Regions from separate parts of the Homo sapiens genome. Here region 2 is linked to region 1. Evidence: chromatin contacts called from ENCODE Hi-C or POLR2A ChIA-PET data. All regions are on one chromosome and are shown on one strand. Each heading gives the region's core, a stretch centred on a gene start or an enhancer-like site at or near the end of the contact. The rest is flanking DNA. Distances are from core to core; before and after follow the strand shown.

The links. Hi-C counts contacts between places; a loop is a spot of excess contacts on that map. ChIA-PET counts read pairs that join two places held with the same protein, here RNA polymerase II (POLR2A). Pooled maps may share reads with other maps.
Region 2: a loop to region 1 is called in a map of PC-9, with 10 times the contacts of the local background. The contact joins two enhancer-like sites. A Hi-C loop is called at or near these places in 2 of 168 maps with a recorded cell type or tissue (PC-9 and prostate gland) and 3 of 50 pooled maps. POLR2A ChIA-PET finds 5 or more read pairs at or near these places in 2 of 52 experiments (MCF 10A and naive thymus-derived CD4-positive, alpha-beta T cell).

Annotation. Positions count from the first base shown.
Region 1 is chr15:70,194,198-70,198,188 of GRCh38, forward strand. No RefSeq gene overlaps it. Among named protein-coding and RNA genes, the nearest start is that of TLE3, 98 kb to the left of the region's middle. RefSeq lists enhancers at 1,947-2,730, 2,527-2,806, 2,877-2,936. Within about 2 kb of position 1,699, at least 21 of the 41 ENCODE cell types and tissues checked have a DNase peak (open chromatin) inside an H3K27ac peak, as active enhancers do; they include PC-9, where a contact is called at or near this core.
Region 2 is chr15:70,287,594-70,291,584 of GRCh38, forward strand. No RefSeq gene overlaps it. Among named protein-coding and RNA genes, the nearest start is that of TLE3, 190 kb to the left of the region's middle. Within about 2 kb of position 2,083, at least 5 of the 41 ENCODE cell types and tissues checked have a DNase peak (open chromatin) inside an H3K27ac peak, as active enhancers do; they include PC-9, where a contact is called at or near this core.

The DNA.
Region 1 (3,991 bases), core at 449-2,948:
CTTTCTCTGCCTCAGTTTCCTCATCTGCAAAACCCCGGAGTTGAATCACATTGAGGGTTCCTCAAAGGAGATGGGCTGGTGAGGGACATCCTTGAGCCCCTGGAAACGATGTGCAAAATTGTGTGCCTATGCCCCCTTTTGCAGAGGGGCTGGCAGGGCCACCTGAGGAGGGAAGTGACATCAGATGTCATAGGCCACACCTGCAGTTGGAGACATGCTGGTAAAAATTGCTCTCTACGTATGCCCAGGATGAGTCTCATCTCACCCAACCAGTTCCTGGAAGGCAGAGATCTAGGTCATAGGATGTGTCTCGACACCCCATGGGGGTCTTGCAATACCTGTGGAGCCAAATGTGCTGGCATGGAGGAGCCTCAGCACATCTGGGTCTTCTAGGAGAGACCCCGTCCCCTGGTCAGTCCAGGCACGTGCTCCCTACTGGAGCCCCTGGGGCCTGTCTCTCCCTTCTCCACCCTGCAAACTCCTGCTCCTTCTCCGTGCAGCCTTTTCTGTTCCCCTGGAGCAGCCCTGATTTCTCGCTGCATTGGGATTTCCCAGGCGAGGTGTCTATACCTCATGCGCAGCCTACTTTTCGCCTATCTGGGATGGAGGTTGTTTGCATGTTCCCTCCTCTTTCCTTCCTTCCTCTGCCACATAGGCCTGTTTTTGGCAGGGACCATGTCTTAGGCACCTCAGTGTCCCTAAGTGTCTCTCTCAGTGACTGACACATACTTGGTACTCCATAAAAGTTTCTGTAGTTGTCTTAACTTATGGAATGACTGCCAGCAAAGTATTTCTTGTTTCCAACCCAGGCTCCTCACTTGCCCTGCTTCCCTGAGAGCTGCTGGGAGGACCAGCAGCAGTGGCCAGCACTTGCAGTGCCTGGCAGCATTTGCAAGGTCCCTCATGGGTCCTTTCCCACAGGGTCCCAGGATGATGAGCGTGAAATGAGACCAATAAAAGATTGCACAAATCTTGTTGGACTCACACATAGGATGGAAAGCAATATCCATGTCTGAAACATGTTGGAGCAGGCCTTCCACCAAGCCCTTTAGAAAAAGGGTTGTATGTGTTGTGTAGAGCAAACCTGGCTGACAGGCATTAGCATGCCCATTTTACAGATGGTGAAACGGGATCTGAGAATTTACGAGCCTTGCTCAAGCTTCCACAGCTATGCCAATGCCGCCAGCCCGCCATCCCTGGGGTTGGAGCCAGGGCATGTGGGGTGATGTTTTTCTTGGTCGTGAGCAGATGGGCTAGTGCCCTACCTGCACAGTCTCACCGTAGCTCACCCTCCCATACATCCTGTTAAAGGTCCAGCCAAGATCCACTTCCCTCCCTCGTTTTCTTGCCTGGGTTTTGCCTAGTTCCTTCTCTTCATGCACCACAGGACGCACTCTGAGCAGGCGGGGAGGCCCGTGAGCCTGGCAAACAAGCTATTTGCTCTGGGAGGTGGGCTGCTTCTGAGGACAGCACAGGGTTTCTGGGACAGTGCTGAGGAAGTCACCCACAGCCTGGCTCCCTGGCTGAGTGGACGGTTGAGGTGGCCAGAGGAACTTAGAAGTGGCCCTCCAGTCTCAGGGGGAAAGGCTGGAGGGCTGGAAAGAAAGCAAACTCTGTGATTGAGCTGTGGGAAGCCTGGCCTGAGCCCCAGGGCCTTGCTGATGGCAGGCTGACTGCTGGGGCACCCCCAGACAGGCCAACGGAGCCAAGCCGACAGCCGGGAGAGAGGCCTGCTCTCCCACACACGTGGGAATGAGGGCTGCTGAGTCACTGCCCAGCTGGACGCAGCTCCCACTGAAGGCTGGAAGGAAGGCAGGAGAGTATTCCCAGCCAGGCTGGTGGCCTCAGGACACCCTGAAGTTAGCTGAGCCCTCTAAATGGGCCATGGTAGCCCGGGCTGCCCCTCGCCCTGCTGAACTGATGCATATTTGCCTCTTGCCGGCTTCTGGGGAGCTCCAACCAGGCAAACAGCCCTTCAGACAGGACATTGGATTAGAGGTCAGATCCCTGAACTTTGGAAAAAAACAATCCCAGGGCAAGTCACTTCATCTCCCATGTCCTCACCTTTCCTCTCAGTTACATGGTGAGGCCAACAGGGAATACGGGAAAGGTCTTCACAGGTTGCCCTGCATATAATAGGATTCAGGCAGGCTAATGGCTCTGCTCCAAGCCTTCCCCTGAGGAAGGGACAGCAGCCCGGCCCCCTCCTCCCCTGGCCTGCCACTGTTCCCCCCTTAGCCAGTGTCATCCCTGCCGTGTGCCCTTCAGAGCAACCAGGCCCCTCCCAGGGAGAGTTCCTGGGGAGGAGCTGGGGTCACCTCCCGACCCGGGCCTGGCCTGGAATCCACCTTTCACCTCGGGCAGTGGGCAGAGGAGGGCACTGGCCCTGCAGGCGGAGGCTTCTCTCCCCTCCAGCACCAGCAGCACCCGCTGGGAGGCCCAGGTGTTGTGCAACTTGAGAAGCAGCTAAGCCAGTGGACCACTCTGCCAGGACAAGAATCAACAGGAAACCTCCCCGCGCATCTCGTTCACATTCCAGGGGCACCGAGTCCAGCCCAGAGACACCGTAACAAGACACCACTCTGGCTGGCGTTGCCTGTGACACAAACCAATCTTTTATCTGCCATCTAAGCCTCCCAATTTGCATGCCAGTGACGTACCTTCCACCGCAGGGTGCTTTCCAAACCTTCTAGTGAGGCTGTGCCTCCTGAGCTCTGAGCAAACAGGGAGTAAGCGATCCTTTAGACACAGGAAGGCTTTGCTAATGATCGTCAGGCATGAGCCCTTCAAGGAAGGGACCCGTCTGTAGGCCCCAGCAGAGGACCTGACACCAGTGGGTGCCTAGGGAGCACTTAGTGGCAGTTCACTGAGCAAGCCACATCTCTGGGGATTAAAGAAAAGAAGGTGAAGCAGAATCTGGTTAAATGGGCCCATGTGTGCTTGGAGGAATCCCCCCCACCTCTCTCTCTCTATCACATATGCACGGGCCCTCCCCCTCCACACACGCATCACTGAGTTATTTCTCATGATTGGAGCATGATGCTGTGGCAATACGGAATTCAAGCCTTTTATCTCTCAGGCCCAGGATGGGAAAAGGACTCACTCAAAGTCACCCAGCAGATTAGTGACAGCACTTTTGATGTTTATTATTTTGTATTTTCCCATGTCCTGCCATTTCATCGCACAATTGTCCTCCTTCTCCATCCCACTCCCAGCCAAGTCCCTGCATCTGCTGCACTCGCCACTAGTTCCCAGTACTGTGTTTGAAATGCTTAGGGAAAGGGGATTGCTGGCAGAGGGAAGAGCACGTGCAAGCTCCCTGAGGCAGCAGGGAGCAAATGAGGTGAGCACCCCACTCCCGCCAGTGAGCAGGACTCAGAGAAGTGGGGGTCAGTGGGGGTAGGTGGGAGTCGGAATAAGATCCGACTTCATAAAGTTTGTTTCTGGATGTGGAGCTAGCAGCCCATGGGGCCAACTTGCTGCCTTCAGGCAGGTGAGTCTCCCTGCTTGTGACTAAGGAAGCTTCTGTAGTCCTGAGGCACGGAGGATCTGGGCATGAGCCTGCTGGGATGTGGGAAAGGGGCGTGTGAGAGAACCCACATCTCCTGCTTCCTAGGTCAGAGCACCAAGGAAGGCTTCCTGGAAGGGGCAGACTTTGTGTGGGGCCCAGAGGAGAGCTGTGTGAGCACCCTGGACAAGCTCTACGGATCTGGGTCAGGAGTGATGCAGGAGGTCACACCACAGGCGTCTTCCTGGACTGAGCACAGCTGCCCCCAGGTGTGCCTCAGGCACTGGGCCCAGCCTGACGTGTCTCAACAGGGTGGGGTTGGCCAGAGGCTGGCATGGGTGTGTGTTAGGGGAAACCAGCGGAGGAAAGGTGAGCCAGGGCTCCCTGACGTGACCTGAGAGATAACCCTGAGGTCAACCTGTAAGGGCCCCGGGGAGGAAAGGTGAAGGGAGCCTGGCGCCCTTGCTGGTTGTGAAATGATGA
Region 2 (3,991 bases), core at 833-3,332, 94 kb after region 1:
TTATTTGGCTGTACACTCTTCTTTTTGCAAGTTAAATTTCAAATCAAATTTTTTAAAATGCAAATAAAATTGCATATATCCTTGACCCTCATGGCTCCATGTCTAGAATTTCTTTTTCTGTGGGTGTATTTGCACAATGAGGATACTACATAGGTACAAGATTATTTATTGTAACACTTATTGTAAGAGCAAAAAATTAGCAAGAAACAAAAATGTCCATCAATAGGGGCAGGTTAGATAAAGTACGGCTCTTTACCATGCAGCATGACACCGCCATGCAAAAATAGAAACAATCACCAGCATATGTTCTTAAAGTGAAATAAAAAGCAATGTGCAGAGATGCATAAAGAATGGGCTATCCTTGGGGTTAAAAAATATAAAGAGAGAGAGAGAGAAAGAGCTTAGTATATGTAAGAGTAAAATGAAAAAGCTCTGGAAGGACTTATAAGAAACTAGAGATTAGTTGACCATGAAGAGGGGACCTGGGTGGCAGGATAGGGTTGAAGGAAACTTTTCACTGTATATTTTTTATGCATTTTGAATCTTGAACCTATTAAAATTTCTTTTAAAAAAAATCTAAAACAGCCAGCCCCACATTCACCTTCTTCAAGGCCTATTGCTGTGATACAATTCCAACGTTCACCTTGGCTAATACAATCCCAAACCTAGCCCCATTGCCCCCGCCCTGCCATCCCTTCAATACTCTACTTCCTGATGCCTTGAACATGTGACATGACTCTCATACCTTCCCTAGGCCTTTATATCTGCCGTTCTCACCTTGGGATATGCCCCATTTCTGCCAGGTGTCACCTCCTCCAGAAAGTCTTCCCAGACTTCCCCAGACACCTCCGGGCTCCTGGAGCCCGTATTTTTCATATATCATTTCTCATGTGTCATTTGTCATACAGTTCACAATAATTGGTTTCCAGGCCTATGTGCCTTACTGTAATGTCAGCACCCAGCATAGTGCCTGAAAGTAGGGATTATGGAATGAATGAATGAATGAATGGGTGGTTTTTACCAGGATGGGAGCTGAGGAACAGCTTTTGTCTTTTACACATCCTGTTGAGTTTCCAAATTCTGTATAAGCATGAGCTGTGCCTCAGTTTTCTCATCTGTAAAATGGGAATAATAACAGCTCCTACCTCACAGAATTATGTAGTGAGGATTAAATGAGTTACTACAGGTAAAGCATGTAGCAGTTATTATTATTTCCAAATCACGATATTGTGATAAAGGAAGAAAATATATTCCAGTGAGTCTGAATCCAGACCCCCAGGCAGTGTCTCCATGACTAACTTTTCTTTCCTGTGACTTTTCAACAGACTAGGGCAGGCATTGTAGTTGAGGGCTGGCAAGGTTGTCAAAGGCCCCTGATCCTCCAGACTTCAGAACCCCTTTTCAGGCCTCTCTCTCCCGTCAGTGACTACACTGGGTAGGGTGGAGGAGCGGGGAGGATCATTTAAATGAGAAGCCCAAGTCAGAACACAGCACAGTCTCAATGGGTGAGTTGGACAGTTATACGTCAACCTCCAAATCTGACCATGGAGAGAGAATTGGGGGCACAGACCTTTCTTTGAGTGTCTTCAAGCCACCCCCCCCCCCCCATAGATCCCTGCCTGGAATGAGTCAGGGGAATGTCTTCGCCTTGCTAAGGTCCAGTGTCCTCATCTGCCAAGTGAGGATAGTGACTGTAAGCAGGAAAGGAAATGACAATTCAATGAAACCATGAGGAAAAGAGCTTTGGAACCGGTAATGCATTGGCAGAGGTTAGCAAACGGTCAGCCTGAGGGCCAGAACATTGATTTGCATTTGAATTACATCGGACACATCAGGACTCTCCAGTTGCCCCAGTCCCCACCACTCCCTGTTACTTACTCCAGCCTGCTCCACACTTTCACTCCTGAAGGCATGTGAGTTTGCCACCCTTGCTACACAATATTAGTTACCAAGGTGCCTGCTCTTCTGTCAACTGCCTGCCTTGAAGAGGCAGCCAGCAGGGGAGAGAGGAGGTGTGACTCTTTGAATGCCTGGGGCCACTCTGCTCCACCTGTCTTGGCACTCCACTGAGGTCCAGGCCAAAGCCCCATCAGTCTCAGCCCCAGTAGTTTTCCATGAGCTGAGAAGTCGCCAAACCTGCATGCTGCCAAGAAGACATGCCTTCCTTTAGCCTCTAGGTACGGAGAATAAATCTGCAGTCTCCTAAACTGCCAAATTCCTGGTCTGCTGGAGTCTGGGAGGCTAAATGGTGCTTACTAGTCTGGCTCCCAGATGCCCCAAATTCCACCATTATCAACACATTCCTCCATGTTAAGCATTGCGCTGTAAAGTTCAACGATCTAGTGGGAGGGGCAGGAGAGTGAGTCCAAACTAGGCTGGAGCAGATCTTTAAGGATAAGCTTCGGAATGGGGGGAGGCAGATTCTGTAAGCTGAAGACAGAACTGGTGGAGGAAGGGGAGAGGGAGAGAGAGACGGTGAGGTGTTTGAAGAGGAAGTTCCCAACCTTTTCAAGGGCAAGGGTGAGACAGGAAGGGAAGTAGAGGAGGAGAAGAGCCAAGAAGCAGGGTGGGCACCCAGGCCAGTATGGACAACCAGTCCCATGTTGGGAGCCGGCAGAGTCCACTGTGTTGTTTGCTAAGTGAGCAAATGACCTCCTGCAGGAACAGACGTGGCTGAAACCACCCCAAATTGCTCTCCCCAACCCCTTCTCCTGCTCTCTTCCATCCAACCCCCATACAAACAAAGGAATATCAAATGTCCCCTTGCTAGGAGGATTCTACTCCCACTGGGATAGAAAAAGGATATGTCGGACCCCCGGATCAGAGCATATCATCTGCTCTCTCATCGAAGGCAGGGATAGGCTTATAGGCCCCAGGAGATCACCCCAGGTCTGAGGACCTGTAGGTCTCATCGGCAACCTCCAGCCCAGGAGGAGCCACCTTTCTTAGGGTCTGTTCTGACAGCAGACCCTGACACATGCCCTTTTGTCCTCAGGGAGAAAGAGTCTTTGGGAGTAGAAGGGGAGTGAGGTGGAGAAATTCAGCTGCCTCCAGATTCCTTGACTTCGCTGTGTGGATCCAGGCAAGACACAACATCCATCCTCAGTTCCCTCATCTGCAAAATGTGCACAGCTATAGTATTTGCTTCATAGGGCTGCTGAGGATTCAAGGAAGGGGCTCTAGGGTAGGGATTTGAGTTGAACCTGATAGGATGGACCAGATTTTGATGGGTGTTTCAGGCAGGGAGCCAAGGCTGAGGGCAGGGGCTGAGGAATACAAGGCATGTCTGGGGCATAGCCTGTGGTCAGAGAAGAGAATTCTGGAAAGGCAGGCTATGGCTTTATTACCGAGTATCTTCACTGCCCAGCTAAGGACCCTGGACTTGATCCCATAAGCAGCGGAATGCTGTTGAGGGATCCTTGCATCTAATAGAGGCTACCAACGCCCGAGGGCGTGATTTGTTCCAGGCCCCAGGGGACGCTTGGTTGCAGTTTTATCTGTCAAATCAGTCAGAGGGAGTCCCCTCCATTAGGGTCAACAGTGACCCCCAACCCCTTCCCTTCTGCCTCTTCTATTTCTAGGACCTGACAGTGACACAAGATAGACCTGGTCTCAGACATTGGTTCTGTCACATCAGTAGGTGACTGGGCAAGACCCTTAACCATAGGAACCTCAGTTTCCTCATCAGAAATATGGGGGAATAACATTGTCCTCACAGGGTTGTGAGAATGACATGAACTGGCTCATGTGGGGTCCAGGCCCAGCCACCCCCTGGCAGATGCTGGTGGTACCAGACATGTCCTTTTCCTGCCGAGCGGGCAGGGCTGCTGGCAGCAGGCAGCTTTCACACTAATTGCCCACAGCCTTCTCCTCTGTGGCTCTGCGAGCAACAAGACAGCGAATGACCCGTGACTGGAAATCTCGAGGCCAGGCTTAGGCCTATTAGAAAAATATGGAACAATTATGAATGGCAGGAAAATTGTTTTTCTTT